2 separate regions of the Homo sapiens genome follow, and region 1 is linked to region 2. Evidence: chromatin loops called from intact Hi-C (ENCODE). Cell type or tissue: B cell. All regions are shown on one strand. Each heading gives the region's core, and the rest is flanking DNA. Links, peaks and the distances in the headings are about the cores only.

What was found. A loop is a pair of places that touch in the nucleus more often than their neighbours do. Peaks named below come from ENCODE experiments on the same cell type or tissue, not always from the same donor. Only the 100,000 strongest peaks of a DNase experiment are listed, where the experiment ranks them.
Region 1: a loop joins it to region 2, with 3 times the contacts of the local background. A loop is called at or near these places in 36 of 110 quality-filtered maps.

What each region holds. Positions count from the first base shown.
Region 1 is chr10:28,570,751-28,579,265 of GRCh38, forward strand. The region is part of intron 3 of WAC (WW domain containing adaptor with coiled-coil); the gene reads left to right. Among named protein-coding and RNA genes, the nearest start is that of WAC, 42 kb to the left of the region's middle. In B cell, for the core only: no CTCF peak of the experiment used is centred there; no DNase peak of the experiment used is centred there; H3K27ac peaks cover 576 bases.
Region 2 is chr10:28,428,041-28,436,555 of GRCh38, forward strand. It overlaps LINC02652 (long intergenic non-protein coding RNA 2652), which reads right to left. Exons shown (of 3, transcript NR_134496.1): 2 at 8,102-8,181; 3 at 4,968-5,067. It also overlaps the pseudogene RPSAP10. Among named protein-coding and RNA genes, the nearest start is that of LINC02652, 64 kb to the right of the region's middle. RefSeq lists an enhancer at 4,267-4,376. In B cell, for the core only: CTCF peaks have their summits at 4,298 (motif pointing right) and 4,504; a DNase peak (open chromatin) is centred at 4,331; H3K4me3 peaks cover 369 bases.

The DNA.
Region 1 (8,515 bases), core at 2,369-7,368, 140 kb after region 2:
ACAGTAGTGTTAGTGACGTAGGCAGAGTAGTTACATTGGTCAGGGAAAGGCTGACTTATGAATTAACACCTGAAGGATGAACAGCCAGCCATATAAGGAAAGAACTCTGTGGCTTTAAATAGTTGGGGAAAAAATTAGATAACTGTTTTTCTAGAAAGACTCTTCTTCTTTAGTTGTGTTATCCTTAAAGATATACTTTTTTTTTTTTTTTTTTTTTTTTTTTTGAGTTGGAGTCTCACTCTGTCACCCAGGCTGGAGTTCAGTGGCGCGATCTTGGCTCACTGCAACCTCGGCCTCCTGGGTTCAGACGATTCTCCTGCCTTGGCCTCTTCGAGTAGCTGGGACTACAGGCGCTCGCCACCACACCTGGGGTTTCGCCATGTTGGCCAGGCTGGTCTTGAACTCCTGACCTCACGTGATCCACCCACCTTGGCCTCCCAGAGTGCTGGAATTACAGGCGTGAGCCACCATGCCTGGCCCTTAAATATATACTTTTCATGTGCTTTTTTGTGATGCCGCGAGTACTATTCAGAAGCATCGAAAAATGCTTAAAAGTGAAAAGTAAATAATTTTGAGAATTTGTTATTCAGAAGATGAGATCTGTTCTTTCTTTAGTTTAGTATCCAAGGCCCCTTAGTAGTCTAGCATAACAGCTTTACACATCTGTTACATCGCAGGTACAGTAACCGTGTTCCTGTCAGACTGTTGTACTTTGCCCTCTGAATCTTTATCACCATGTACTTTCCTACTTTTATGCTGTTGTTCATAATGTGTCCCTTGACTGAAGGTTGTTGTCTACTGTACCAAGTTGAAATCTTCTGTGTGAGATGATTTTTGTAGCTTGCCTTACTTTACTATCTTAATGTAACTCAGACAGATGAAAGCGCAGCATGTACTTGAAGATTGCTTTGTGCTCATTTTCACTCCTTTTCAGATTGAGAGGTGAGTTCCATGTGGCTTCCAAAGTTGAAATCCACTTCTTGGTTAATTAGGGTCAGGAGGTAAAATTACTTGGAGACACCTATGTGTATGCAGGTACCTGCCTCTGTTTCTTTTTGCCTTCTGTTCTTGTAACTCTAATCAGTCAGCTTGGAAAAGGGATAATACTCAGTTTTTTAGCTATATTACTTGCTCACCTTTTAGAATCTTATTATAATTTGATAAATTTTTATAAAACTTACTGTTTTACACTAACCTATATTTTTTCTCTCAGAGGAATGCTTTCCTCCCTTAGAATAACTACTTAATTTAAAAATAAAACAGGGAGCAATATAGGATGTAATTACACTGCATAAAAGCAGCTGTTGTCCAGGCACAGTGGCTCAGGCCTGTAATCCCAGCACTTTGGGAGGCCGAGGCGGGTGGATCACGAGGTTAGGAGTTCAAGACCAGCCTGGCCAAGATGGTGAAACCCCATCTCTACTAAAAGTACAAAAATTAGCCGGGCTTGGTGGCAGGTGCATGTAATCCCAGCTACTTGAGAGGCCGAGGCAGGAGAATTGCTTGAACCTGGGCAGCAGATTTTGCAGTGAGCCGAGATCGCACCACTGCACTCCAGCCTGGGCAACAGAGTGAGACTCTGTCTCCAAAAAAAAAAAAAAAAAGCCATTAAGGAGAGATGTGTGCTATGATGGGGGCTTGCTTTAAATTTGGTGGTCAAGAAAGGCTTTTCTGAGGATGTGACATTTAAGCTGAGAAATCAAACATGACCAAGAAATAGAGTGGGAGATAGAGGAGAGTAGATACAGAATGTATAAAGGATCTAAAAATCTTACTCTTGGCTGGGTGTGGTGGCTCACACCTGTAATCCCACACTTTGGGAGGTGGAGGTGGGCTGATCACTTGAGGTCAGAAGTTCCAGACCAGCCTGGGCAATATGGTGAAACCCCGTCTCTACTAAAAATACAAAAATTAGCCTGGCGTGGTAGTGGGCACCTGTAATCCCAGCTACTTGGGAGGCTGAGGCAGGAGAATTGCTTGAACCCGGGAGGCAGAGGTTGCGGTGAGCCAAGGTTGCACCATTGCACTCCAGCCTTGGCGATGAGAGCGAAACTCAGTCTCAGCAACAACAACAAAAACCTTACTCTTGAAATCTTAGCTAATTCCTTAGTGAAAAGTCAGATGGCAGGGGTCAAAAGAAGTTAGAAACATTCATAAGTATCTCATTTTAGACTTTGTTGTGATTATTTCAGCTGTGTACAGTGTCAGGCAATATCTTATTTGACAAGTGACCACAGGTGGGCCCCCACCTAGGTAGAGGCAAAATCTGAAGTGAAGCCCAGATTGCCTGATTGCTAGTCTCACTAAAGGAGTGGCTCTTAACATGGTTAGACCAGCCATCTCTTTTAAAAAATATTTTACATGGCTATTTTTTTTTCTATTTTTAAGATATTTGTTAGTATTATTGTAGAGACAGAATCTCTCCCTATATTTCCCTAGGCTGGTCTGGAATTCCTGATTATTTTTAAAAATCGAGATGAAATTCACATAACAATTGTCATCTCCCCCCCAAAATTACTGTATACCCATTAGCAGTCACTTTCATTTTTTCTTCTCAAAGCCCAACTCCCCAATTACTGATCTACTTTCTGTCTCTCTAGATTTTTGTTTTCTGGATATGTCATATAAACTGATTACACAGTATGTGGTCTTTTGTGACTGGCTTCTTTCACTTAGTGTTTGCAAAGCTCACCCATATTGTTTTACATATCAGTACTTAGGCTTTCGCTTCCTAGGTTAAAATTTTACTCCAGTAATTCTCAGAGCCTATAAGGTACATTTAAGCCATAAGAGAATGTCAGTACAGCTTATTCCAGATTCACAGTCGTGCACCACTTTCTATTCAAAGCATCCCATGGGATTAGGTGTTGAGAACTGAAGAATTAAGGACTGTGTCTAAGCTAGACAAATTAAAGTCACATGTATAGTAGATTGCTTTTTTTGGTGGGGGCGTAAGTTTTATTTATGTGTAATTCACATACCATACCATTCAGCCATTTGAAGTGTATAGTTCACTGATTTTTAATATATTCACAGTTAGTAGTCACCAATGTTCTAAATCAACTTTAGAATATTTATATCACTTACAAACCCTTTAACTGTCATCCCCCAACACCCCCCTCACCCTCAGCTCTAAGAAACTATTACTGCATTTTCTGTCTCGACAGGTTTGTCTATTCTTAATGTTTTGAATAAATGGGCTCATACCATATTTGATCTTTTGTGACTGGGGTATTTCACTTGGCATATTTTTGAGATTCATTTATGTTGTAGCATGTATTAGTACTCATTTCTTTTTGTTGCTAAATGATATTCTGTTGCATGATTATGCCACATTTTCTTGTCAATTGGTAAACATTTGGTTTTTATTTTTTGACTTTAAGAATAATGCATTATGTGTTTTTTTGTTTTGTTTTGTTTTTGTTTTTTTTAGACAGTCTTGCTCTGTGTACAGTGTCACGATCTCGGCTCACTACAACCTCCGCCTCCCAGGTTCCAGTGATTCTCCTGCCTCTGCCTCCCAAGTAGCTGGGATTACAGGCATGCGTCACCACACCTGGCTTATTTTTGTATTTTTAGTAGAGGCGGGGTTTCCCCATGTTGGCCAGGCTGGTCTCAAACTCCTGACCTCGGGCAGTCCGCCTGCCTTGGCTGCCCAAAGTGCTGAGCTTACAGGAGTGAGCCAGTGTGCACGGCCTGTTGCTGTTTTTGAGACAGTGTCTCATTCTGTTGCCCAGGCTGGACTGCAGTGGTGCAATCTCAGCTCACTGCAGCCTCTGCCTCCCGGGTTCTGGCGATTCTCCTGTGTCAGCCTCCTCAGTAGCTGGGACTACAGGCACACAGCACCGCACCCAGCTAATTTTTTGTATTTTTAGTAGAGGCGGGGTTTCACCATGTTGCCCAAGCTGGTCTCAAACTCCTGAGCTCAGGCAATCCGCTTGCCTCAGCCTCCCAAAGTGCTAGGATTACAGGTGTGAGCCACTGTGCCCAGCCAAGAATAATGCATTATGAATATTCATGTACAGTGTTTGGGCATATATTTTCATTTCTTCTGAATATGTACCTAGGCGTGGGATTGCTGGCTCATATAACTGATTGGTTGGTCGGTGGTTTTTTTCATCTCTTTTTCACTGCTTTATTCTTGTTTGCCAGTATAGTGCCAGTACATTTTAGGTACACAAGTAGATGTTTGAATGAATGAATGAATCAATGAATCAAAGAAAAAGTTACATTAATGGTACCTAGAGCTTATTATTTGGTAAATGTTGATGTTCTGTTTAACCCAGGATTATAGTACTTGTTTATTATTAGTATTTTGTATATATCTTCAACTAATAGAGGATATCCTGTTTTTAAGTTTTTGTTTGTGTAAGATTTAGTTGGGTACATTTGCAGATTTGTTACTTGGGTATATTGAGTGATGCTGAGGTTTGGGGTACGAATGATCCCATCACCCAGGTACTGAGCATAGTGCCCAACAGTTAGTTTTTCAACCCTTATCTCCTCCTTTCCTCCCCTTCTAGTAGTCCCCAGTTTCTGTTGTTGCCATCTTTACGTCCCCGAGTACCCAATGTTTTGTTTGTATATATGATGTGCTTTTGTTCTTTTTTATGGCTACAGATAACTATGCTTAACATTTTCAGGAACTACCAGACTGTTTGCCAAAGCAGATGCAGTATTTTACTTTCACATTAGCAGTTTGTATAAGAGGGTTCCAGTTTTTCTGCATCCTCACCAACACTTGTTTTTGCCTGTCTTTTTGACTATAGCTATTCTAGTGGGTGTGAAGTGTTATTTCCCTGCAGGTTTGATTTGCATTTCCCCAATGGCTAATGCCATTGTTCATCTTTGATATGCGCTTTGGCAATTTGTATGTCATCTTTGAGGAAATGTTTGTTCAGATTTTTTACTCATTTTTAATCAGATTATTTTTATTGAGCTGTGGAGTTCTTACTGGTAGAATTAGGTAAAAGTCTTACCAGATGTATGATTAGCAACATTCTATGTGTTGTCTTTTCACTTTCTGGTAGTGTCTTTTCAAACACAACTCAGTTTCATTCTTTTGCACGTGCCGCCTCCCATTTTAAAACTCTCCTGTCGCATAATGTTTCCATAAATGAAGTACTGTGTATGTGAAGGTGATCTCATAATGTATTTTTACTGTACCTTTTCTATGTTTAGATATGCTTAGATACACAAATACTAACATTGTATTATAGTTGCCTACAGTCTTCAGTACAGTTACAGGCTGTATAGATTTATAGCCTAGGAGCAATAGGTTATACCACATAGCCAAGGTGTGTAGTAGACTATACCATCTAGGTTTGCGTTAGTACACTCTTAGGATGTTTGCACAACAAAATTGCTCGACAACATATTGCTCAGAACGTATCCTTGTCTTTAAGCAGCACATGACTGTATGGTATAAAATCGCCATAGTAATATATACATAATAACATATACTGCCTGCAGATAGAAATAATGTTACGTGTAATTTTCACAAACTCTTTGTAGCACTGTGCTAAAAATATGTAGCCATATATATATATTTAAGATAAGATACGGCAGTACTGTTTTTTAAACAATGAAATTTGTTGAGTGTTTCATCTAGCGTTTATCTCTGCCACTTCAATGTTTGAACCTGTCAACAAAGGAATCTACTTAATGTCATTTGTTTGTGACAGATATAAGGCAGATGTATTATATATATAGCATTATTGTCAGTGGTGAGATTTTTCCAAGTAGTGAACATTTTGATAAAAGTTCCAAAAAATGACCTTATTATAAACTAAAGTTGTATTGGTTCATGTGTAAAAAAGAATTAAGTTTTATACAGTACAATTTGCATAGCAGCTGTATTCCTGGAAAATTTAGCATGCTGTGCTAAGCAGATTTTGGTTCTAGACTCAGTTAATTATAAGCAGCTTGTTTTCAGATGTTAGACAGTTCTTTGGGAGACATGTATAATGCCCAGTAGGCATCCCTGGCCCCCTTTCACTAAATATCAGCTCACCTTCATGGAGAGCAATGCTGTCCAGTGAGTCTCATATGCAGTTTTAAGTTTTTTAGTAGCCAACATCTGGAATTTCAATTATATTTATTATTTAACCAGATACAGCTAAAATACTTCATGTAATCAATATAAAAATATTAATGTGATATTTTGCATTTGTTTTTTTACCTAAGTCTTGGAATCTAGTATCTATTTTACACATACAGAAAATCCCAATTCCTACTAGCTGTGTTTCAAGTGCTTAGTAGCTATGTGTGGCCAGTGACTGTCATTGAATAGCACAAATGTAGAGGGAGTAACTGTACAACCAGCTGTCAAATTGTTGATACTTGTTGTGATCCATTTTTCCCTCCCGCAAGAGACAAAACCTGGTTAGCTATAAGTTTCGCTTTTCACCACCAGGTTTCTTGATATACAGTTGGTAAATTGCAGAATGATATTATTATAAACTAAAGTTGTATTGGTTCGTGTGTACAAATTTTTTTTAGTCAAGGATAATGCTCAGAAGTTACTTCCATTTCCATGTTCTTACCCCTAAATAGCTGCATTTTTATCCTAATGGTTTTTTTTGCATTATTATCTCTTGAAAGTAATTGATTTCCATGCTGAGCTGCTTGTCTGTGCTATTCAAGTTTTTATTAGTACTCTGATAATAAAGTTGCATAATTTTGAACGGCTTTGTTCTATTTTTCCCATAAGACTTTTTAATATGCAGTTTTGCAGAATTCAGTCTTTTCAAGGCGAACATTTATCATGTTATAGCAGAAAAACCGTATAGTACAGATATGTGGCTTTCTTGGTGAAACTCTTTTAAGTGCTGTGGCCGCTGGTTAGGAGTGATGAAAGGCCAAGGACACTGGAAGGTAGTACAGCATTCAGAGTAACAGAGGAAGAAGATCTTGGGAAGGTACTGACCTGTAGAGTATAATAATCTCTGTAAGTGAAGAGGGTATGATCATCAGTTTATTTTTAGCATATTGCCATCTTTTCAGGGGAGATTCGTTGAGTGTCCTCTACCATTTGACTTCGTAAACCTTTGTTTCCCAATGTGTGGCCTGGGTGCTAACTATACTAGAACCATCCTGGGAATGCCTATTAAAAATTCAGGTATTAAGCCAGGCATGGTGGCTCTTGCCTTCAGTCCCAGCACTTTGGGAGACCAAGGCAGGTGGATGGATCACTTGAGGACAAGAGTTCGAAAATAGCCTGGCCAACAAAGTGAACGTCTCTACTAAAAATACAAAAATTAGTGGGACATGGTAGCGTATATCTGTAGTGCCAGCTACTTGGGAGGCTGAGGCACAAGGATCTCTTGAGCCCGGGAGGCAGAGGTTGCAGTGAGTCAAGATCGTGCCACTGCATTCCAGCTTGGGTAACTGAGAGATCCTGTCTCAAAACAAAACAAAACAAAAAAATTTAAAAATTACTGTGAATTAGAATCTCTGAGAAAGACAACTTTGAGATCTACAATTTTTAATATACTAAAGATTCAGATCCACTACTGAGCTTTATTCAGTCCTATTTTTGCTTTTGTCTGAAAGCAATATGAGATGGTAGATGTCTTTGAATTATTTCATTTAGTATACAGATATACCTGTTCCTTCCTTAGTGTCTTAAAGAGAATAAAGACACTAAGACTTCTAAGTCTGTGGATCTGGTAATAAATTCTGGCGGTTGTCAGGGTCTGAATAAGGACATAAATGCCATAATATTTTGCTCCTGAGTAGACTGAAAACTGTTGTTCCACCTTTTTGAAAGCTGGTTGCCTTTCCCACTGCCATTTAATCATATAGAGTTGTATGTCCTCCCTCTGCTTTCCCTACTCCTAATATCCTGGTTCCCTTTTGTAAATGGAAGGGCATTGTAATTGCTTAATGTCCATTTCTCGCTGAGTCAGGTATGTTTTGATGAATTTTTTTTGGACCATTTTCTGATTATTTTCCTAGGCCCTCACTCTTTGAAACTATAGGTTGTGTCCTTCTCACCCTTAAATTTTAGCTTCTGAAGTTTCAGAAGATGCCAAATAGGGATTATTCTGTCAAAAATACTGAAGATTTTGTCAGGGAAAATGTCATTCTCTTGTACCGACCCTTGGACGGTGGTCTGAAACTAGCATCCAGTCATGTTGTTACATCTCCATTTTATAATTTGCCCTGGCTAAGCACTGGAAGGGAGAATTTTGCTCACCATTTAAGTTCTTAAAGTTGCAAGCTTAAGTATAGAGCCCCTATATCTGTCCTGCTCTTCTCCCTAAACCAAGTCATTCCCAATAGCATCCTTTTCTTAGACTCCTTTAAGACTTAACTTTATCAGTCCTAACTTTAATTTCTTGAGGTTGGTTTAAATGTACAACATTTAAAAACATTTTTATCCCACTTACTCACTGATACAGTATTTCTTGGGTAGATGAATTTTTTTTTTTTTTTGTCGTTAAATAGCGAGCTTTTCCTTGGTAATATACACAGTGCATAAAGGTACTTGACTGTATAAATGGCATTGCCT
Region 2 (8,515 bases), core at 1,796-6,795:
TGTTTCAGATCCCATACTATAAATAAGCATTATTTTCAGTGTCTATTTAGTGCCATATTTCCCACTTTCTATGCTTTTTGTTGGTGATTCTGCTGTTTGAAATGGCCCCTAAGCATAATGCTAAAGTGCTGTCTAGTATTCCTAAAAACAGGAAGACTGTGATGTGCCTTATGGAGAAAATGTATGTGTTAGATAAGCTTCATTCAGGCATAAGTTATAGTGCTGTTGGCTGTGAGTTCAATGTGAATGAATCAACAACACAATACATCCAGGAAAAGGAGAAAGAAATGCACTGACCTATAAGTCAGGCCGCTCCAGTAATAAATTTATAGACACATTACCTAGTGGATTAGGGTTCTCTAGAAAAACAGAACCAATAAGATATATATATATATATATATATATATATATATATATATATATATCCTTGCTATATATATATAATGTAGCATATACATAATATATGTATCTCATATATAGCATATATAGTGTATATATACATATATAAATATATATATGGAGAGAGAGTAATTTATTATAAGGAATTAGCAATGACCTAAGCTCTTTTTAAAAAATTTAATGGCTTAAATTCTAGTCCAAGCCCAAGGGCAAGAGACTACCAATGATCAAGCTTGAAGACAGTGAGGCAGAGATAGACAGTTCCTTCTTACTCAGCTTTTTATTCTATTCGGGCTTTTGACTGATTAGATAGGACAATCTGCTTTACTCAGTCTACTGTTTCAAACGTTAATCTCATCCAGAGAGACCCTCGCATACACTCCCAGAAATAATGCTTAACCAAATATCTGGGCACCCCAAGGCCCAGTCAAGTTGACACATAAAATTAACCATCACACCCAGGGGTATGAAAATGTGAAACTCTTCTGAGCTAGTGCTGGCTGGCTTTCACATTTCAAAAGGCAACAGAGCTTGAGAAACATTAAACTTGCATGTGAGGCAGGTTCTGCAGATCAGGAGGCTGCAGATGAATTTTTTTAAATATCTGCCAACTGTTATACAGGAAAGGGTTATGTACAAGAGTAGGCTTTCAATGCTGATGAGACTGGCTTGTTTTACAAGGACATTGGCAAACAAACCTATATAATGCCTAGGGTGGCATTTTGTTTGGCAAAAATTTTATGACCAGAGGCTCACAGGAACATAACCTAGTCTTTCCTCTTGGAGCAACAGTTCATTATTTGCCAATTCAGCATTAGAAGAAACTTTATAGGATGTAACTACCATGAATAATTTGAATAAACTGTATATGAATGGGGAAGCAAGGAGTGGAAGTGAGAGTAGCTCCTCCACTTTTATACCTAAGGACCCCTCAATATTTATGTTGTAGTCTTCATGATTTTGGGCTCTGATTGTTTAGGAGTCAAAGACATATGGAATGAATTTTTACACCAGAGGACACAATGACAGTCTCTAAAATATTTTTTAAATACTCTGTTGATTGCACTACTTATTTGTACTCTGTGTGTGCGTGCATGTGTGTGTGGGGGGGTGGTCATCAGTTTCCCTTGAACCCACAATGCCATCTGCACTGCTGGTCACCACCATTCCTTTTTAACCTTCTTCAAACTGTTACCAGTGGAGGGTGTCCAGGTTCTTGGCATTTTGAACAAACAATTGGGCAAAGCACACAAACAAAGCAAGGGAAGAATGAAGCAATGAAAGCAGAGATCTATTGAAAACGAAAGTACACTCCACAGGGTGGGAGCAGGCCAAGCATAGTGGCTCAAGAGCCTTGTTACAGAATTTTTTCTGGGGGTTTAAATACCCTCTAGAGGTTTCCCATTGGCCACTTGGTGTACCCCCCCATGCAAATGAAGTAGTAGCCTGCAATCAGTCTGATTGGCTGCTGCAACCAACAGAGGCTGAAGTGAAGTCACAAAGGTTACACCCTATGCAAACATCTGATTGGCTGTGAAAAGCAACCAATCAGAGGCTAAAGTAAACTTACAAAGTTACACTTCTATGCAAAGGAAGAGTTGGCCTACAATCAGTCTGATTGGTTGTAGAAAGCAACCAATCAGAGGCTCAGAGGCTGAAGTGAAGTTACAAAGTTACACTCCTATGCAAACGTCTTATTGGTTGAGGAAAGCAACCAATCAGAGGTACTTTCAATTTTCCATCTGCCAGGCAGAAAAAGGGGCAGGCGGTTGCAAACAAAGTAGCCTCCTGTCCTTTTGTTACTTGGGTGTGGAAAGGTGGGGTTTTCCTTTTGATTTAGTTCTAGGAAGTCAGCGTGAATCGGCCTTAGGTTCCCTGCCTCCAGACCCTATTCTCCCTGCCTCAAAACTACTTTTCATGCCCATTACTCTACCGAAAATGCTGTTGTCAACTTCACCAATGCTGTGTATATTGCCACGCCCAATGAATGTGTCTCTGACCTCAACTTTCTCTAATTCTCATCAGCTTTTGACTGAGTTGACCACTCTCCCCTTTTTGACACCCTCTTCTCTCCAATTCTGTGGCAACCTATTCCCATTCTACTTTTCCCCACCTTACCAGCATCTCCTGTGTTAAGTTCTCCTTCTCTACTCAATCAGCAAAATTTGATTCTCCTCAAAACTTGGTCCTGGGCCCTCTTTTTAATATCTTCTATACCTAAATATTCTCATCCACTCCAATATCTTTACATACAGTTTATGTCACAGCTTCTAAATTAATACGTCCAGCTCAAATCTTTTTCCCTTTCTCAAAAGTCACATATATAACTACGTACTTGACATTTCCACTCGGCTATCTCACAGCATCTCAAAGTCCATATGTCCAAAACAGAACTCCCAATTGTCACTGCCAAGCTTTGGTTTCATCTCCCATCCCACTCCTGGTTCTCCCCCATATTAAGAAATAGCAACACATTCATCCAGGACCTCATTTAGAAATCTAGAAGTTATTCTTGACTCTTACCTTTTGCATGTCTCTTGCCTCTAATTCAATCCTCCAGCAGATTCTACCTCAAAACACATTTCAGTTGTGTCTACTTCTCTGCATGTCCACTCTCCTGGGTGTCCACCATAAAGTCGGTGGGAATAGATGAGTATCACAGACAGGTTTAGACCTTTATAACCCAGAGGTGTTACCCTAGAGAAAACAGACAGCTTCTCTCTTCCAGCATTAACGTAAAATCCCAGCGAAGAAGCGGCCAGGTTTGGCTCATCTGCCAATTATTTTGACCAGAGGGATGTAAAGAATGCCAGACTAAGAAAAACACCACCACCTGCTCAGAATGGAGGCTGGTGACTGGGGCCCTCACCTCCCTGTGTGACGTCACCTCCCTGTGTGGGGTTTGCTGTCTTGCATGCACTTCACATGCAAACCAGAACTCTTGAAATAATGGGCTCTTCAATGAATCTTTATCATTATAATGCCTAGAAGCTTTGAGAATTTCCTAGAATAGATCTTATACAGAACTTGTAAATTAAAGAAAGCCTTTTGGCTGGGCGCAGTGGCTCATGCCTGTAATCCCTTGGGAGGCTGAGGAGGGCAGATCCCCTGAGGTCAGGAGTTCAAGACCAGCCTGGCCAACATGGCAAAACTCTATCTCTACTACAAATACAAAAATTAGCCAGGCATGGTGTTGCGTGCCTGTAATCCCAGCTACTCGGGAGGCTGAGGCATGAGAATTGCTTGATCATTTGAACCTGGGAGACAGAGGTTGCAGTGAGCCAAGAGCACACCACTGCACTCCAGCCTGGGCGACAGAGCAAGATTCCATCTCAAGTTAAAAAAAAAAAAAAAGCCTTTTAGGGCTCTGAAAACATTCGATTATATTTTGTTGGATTGAGGGGTCTGGTTATAAGTGGAAGGTGTCAACCCCTGTGTTCTTTTTCAGTCTCTTAGGATGCTTTCAGCTCTGAGTTCCCCAGATTGGCAAGGTTCCAGAATATATACAGCTATATGAATAGATGTAGATAGCTCATGTAGACAGAGATAGATATTGATATAGATTCACATGCATTCTATTCTTTAAATTTATGATTTAGGACCATTATACATACCAGAAAATGCATAGTTGAAGAACTAAACAGTAAGACATATATAAAAAGAAGTAAAGCCAGAGTTTTTTCCTATCTCCATACCCCATCTCCGAAAACCTATGGTAATTCAAATTAGTCTATTCCATTGAAACCCACATGTCTTCTCTTAACATTTTTATAGTTACGGAATTCAACTGGAATTTTGATTTCCCAGAACGAAAATAAGCAAGAAAAAATCTCCCAGGGTCAGAGAAAGCCATTCTTCCCATTCATGTTCTTCTCTTGAAACACCAGTAGAGGGCGAACAAGATGGCAGATAAAACCCCTGGAGCCGACAGGGCAGCCCAGAGAACTTCCTTAATTCCCACTGCCCAGCGGCCAAATGTGGATTCCGAACTCAGGAACATGAAAAAGCGGAAATATGGCCTTGAACACTAATTTGATTTAACCCTGGCGTTTCCAAGTTGTTTCTCTCCGATTTGGGTCTGTGATAGAGACTAAATCCTTTACAACCTGCCTGCTCATCTCCTAGAGACCAGTTTTGGAAAGATAGGTCTCAGAAAATGCACAAAGGGTGGGGCCTGGTGGCTCACACCTGCAATCTTAGCATTTTGGGAGGCTGAGGTGGGAGGATCCCTTGCACTGAGGAGTTCAAGACCAGCCTGGGCAACATACCTAGACCCAGTCTCTACAAAAAAAAAAAATACATATATATATATATATATAATCATATGTGTAATTATTACCCCAGGTGTGGTGGCATGTGCCTGTAATCCCAGCTACTGGGGGGCTGTGGTGGGAGGATCACTTGAGTCCAGGAGATTAAGGCTGCAGTGAGCCATGATCGCACCACTGCACTCCAGCCTGGATGACAGAGTGAGACTCTGTCTCAAAAAAAAGAAAAAAATCTATCTATACACACACACACACACACACACACACACATACACACATATATATATGCACAGAGGAGGGCAGAGGATAACAATCTATTTCTTATTTTAATGACAGGGTATCACACGCTTGCAGCAACCAGAACGTGACTTCTCCTGAGTACTGAAGTATTTCACAGCATCTGCAGAATTTAAAAGGAAGGAAATCAAGGAAAGGAAAATTTATTTTCATATACCCTTAGTTCAGAATAAAGACACATAGAAGCCTTATGGAGGAAAAGATAAGAATTTTATAAGCCTCGATGTTGAATAAAGAATTTTCTATTGCAATTTTAAAATACGTATGTATGGCCTCTGCCCAGTTAGGTAGCCTTGTGGGCCATTTGGGTAAAGCCCTCTTTATACTGTAATTCAATGTGTCAAAGATCAGTTGTTATTAGATGGGCAGACTTTTTTCAAAATGATAGAATCCAGTTTGGGCAAAAGTCTGGGAATATGAACCATTTTGTACACTCTTGGCTGGAGGGTAAATGGGTACAACTTTGGAAGGCAGTTAGGCAATGTCCATTCTAATTTTGTGTGAACATCCTACATGATCCCTCATTCTGACTTCTGTCCTGTAAAAACACTAGTAAAGTGTTCAAAAAGATGTGATAAAACCTTCATTGTAGCATTGTTTGTAATAAAGTTTAAAAAGAACTTAAAACTTCACTAAGGATAGACAGAATCGTTATGGCTTGTTACATGCCCTAGCACTATTCTAGAGGCTTTATCCGCATTAATTATTTCATCCCCACAACAAGCATTTTTTTCCTTTTCTTTTATTTGTATACTCTTTTTTTTTTTTTTTTTTTTTGAGACAGAGTCTTGCTCTGTCACCCAGACTGGAGTGCAGGGGTGTGATCTCAGCTCACCTGCAACCTTCGCCTCCCAGGTTCAAGCGATTCTCCTACCTCAGCCTCCCCAGTAGCTGGGACCACAGGCATGCACCACCATGCCTGGTGCACAAAAAATTTTTGTATTTTTTAGCAGAGACAGGGTTTCACCATGTTGGCCAGGCTGGTCTCAAACTCCTGACCTCAGGTGATCGGCCCACCTCAGCCTCCCAAAATGCTGGGATTTCAGGCATGAGCCACTACACCCGGCCTATTTGTATACATTTCAGGGGTACAAGTGTAGTTTTATTACATGGATATATTACACAGTGGTGAGGTCTGGGTTTTTAGTGCATCCATCACCTAAAGACTGTGGACTGGACCCAAGTAACTTCTCATCACCCACCCTCCTCCACCCTCCCACTTTTCCCAGTCCCCCGTGTTTACCATTGCACACTCTATGTCTATGTGTACACATGACTCATCTCCCACTTATAAGTGAGAACATGCGGTATTTGACTTTCTGAGTTGTTTCCCTTAAGATAATGGCCTCCAGTTCCATCCATGTTGCTGCAAAAAACATTTTATTCTTTTTTATGACTGAATAGTATTTCATTGTATATATACACCACATTTTCCTTATCGAGTCAGCCATTGGTGGATACTTAGGTTGATTCCATATCTTTGCTATTTTGAATAGTGCTGGGATAAACATACGAATGCAGGTATCTTTTTGCTATAATGATTTCTTTCCTTTGGGTAGATACCCAGTAGTGGGGTTGCTGGATCAAATGATAGTTCTATTTTTAGTTCTTTGAGAAATCTCCATACTGTTTTTCATAAAAGTTGTACTAATTTACATTCCCCCCAACAGTGTATAAGCATTCCTTTTTCTTTATATCCTCAACAACATCTGTTATCGTCTTACTTCTTAATACTAGCCAATCTGATTGGTATAAGATGATATCTCACTGTGATTTTAATTTGCATTTCTTTGAGGATTACTGATATTGAGCATTTTTCATATGCCACTACAAGCATTTTATCAGAACACATTTTATGCATAGAGAAATTAAGACGCAGAGAGGGGAAGTCATTTGTCCAAGTTCACACACAACCTAAGGGGCACAAGTTAGTATCCAACCCGAGTAGTGTCCATGCTTTTTTTTTTTTTTTTTTTTTTTTGAGACACAGTCTCGCTTTTGTCCCCCAGGCTGGAGTGCAATGGTGTGATCTCAGCTAACTGCAACCTCCACCTCCCAGGTTCAAGCAATTCTCCTGCCTCAGCCTCCAGATTAACTGGGATTACAGGCGCCTGCCACCACACTCGGCTAATTTTTTTTTTTTTTTTTTTTGTATTTTTAGTAGAGACGGGGTTTCACCATGTTGGCCAGGCTGGCCTCGAATTCCTGACTTCAGGTGATCCACCCGCCTCGGCCTCCCAAAGTGCTGGGATTACAGACGTGAGCCACCATGCCCGGCCTATAACTTTTTTTTTTTTTTGTAGTCCATGCTCTTAATTCCTAGGTTCTACTGTGCCTCTTACTGTACTGTTGGAAACATGAGGAAAATTTGTATTTACTATGTGAAAAGATGTCCATGGTATAATGTTAAGATTTAAAAAGCAGTTTAAAAAATATGTGTAAATAGGTCGGGCGTAGTGGCTCATGCCTGTAATCCCAGCACTTTGGGAGGCTGAGATGGGCAGATCACTTCAGGTCAGGAGTTGGAGACCAGCCTAGGCAACATAGTGAAACCCCATCTCTACTAAAAATAGAAAAATTAGCTGGGCATGGTGGCACGCGCCTGTAATCCCAGCTACTCTGGAGGCTAAGGCACAAGAATCGCTTGAACTCGGGAGGCAGAGGTTGCAGTGAGCTGAAATCATGTCACTGCACTTCAGCCAGGGTGACAGAGTGAGATTCCATCTCAATAAAAAGAAAAAAATGTAGAGAGATAGTATAATCTCATAAAAACTGTCTATGTGTCAATATATAACCTGTTACATTATTAGAAGTGGTTTCCAGCTGGGTGTGATGGCTCACGTCTATAATCCCAACACTTTGGGAGGCCAAGGCGGGTGGATCATTTGACGTCAGGAGCTCCAGACCAGCCTGCCCAACATGGTGAGACTCTGTCTTTACTAAAAATACAAAAATTAGCCAGGCGTGATGACAGGTGCCTGTAATCCCAGCTACTCGGGAGGCCAAGGCAGGAGAATCACTTGAATCCGGGAGATGGAAGTTGCAGATCCATCACTCCACTCCAGCCTGGGCAACAAGGTGAGACTCTTTAAAAATAAATAAATAAATAAGTGGTTTCCTCTTTCCATGCTACTCACAGAGGGGTCCATATGGCGTTTTCTGGATTCCCATCGCAACTTAAAGGGAAAATTTCTCAATGTCTGGAGCCCTTGATGTCCTGCAAATGAAGGAGGAGGATGTCCTTAAGTTATGCAGCAGAAATCCACTTAGGTAGCACCAACCTTGACTTCCAAATGGAACAGTACATCTACGAAAGGAAAAGTGATGGCATCTACATCCTAAATCTGAAAGGACCTGGGAGAAGCTTCTGCTGCAGCTCACGCCATTGTTGCCACTGAAAACCCTGCTGATGTCAGCGTCATAACCTCCAGGAATACTGGCCAGAGGACTGTGCTGAAGTTTGCTGCTGCCACTGGAGTCAGAGCAATTGCTGGCCACTTCACTCCTGGAAACTTTACTAACCAGATCCAGGGAGCCTTCCGGGAGCCACG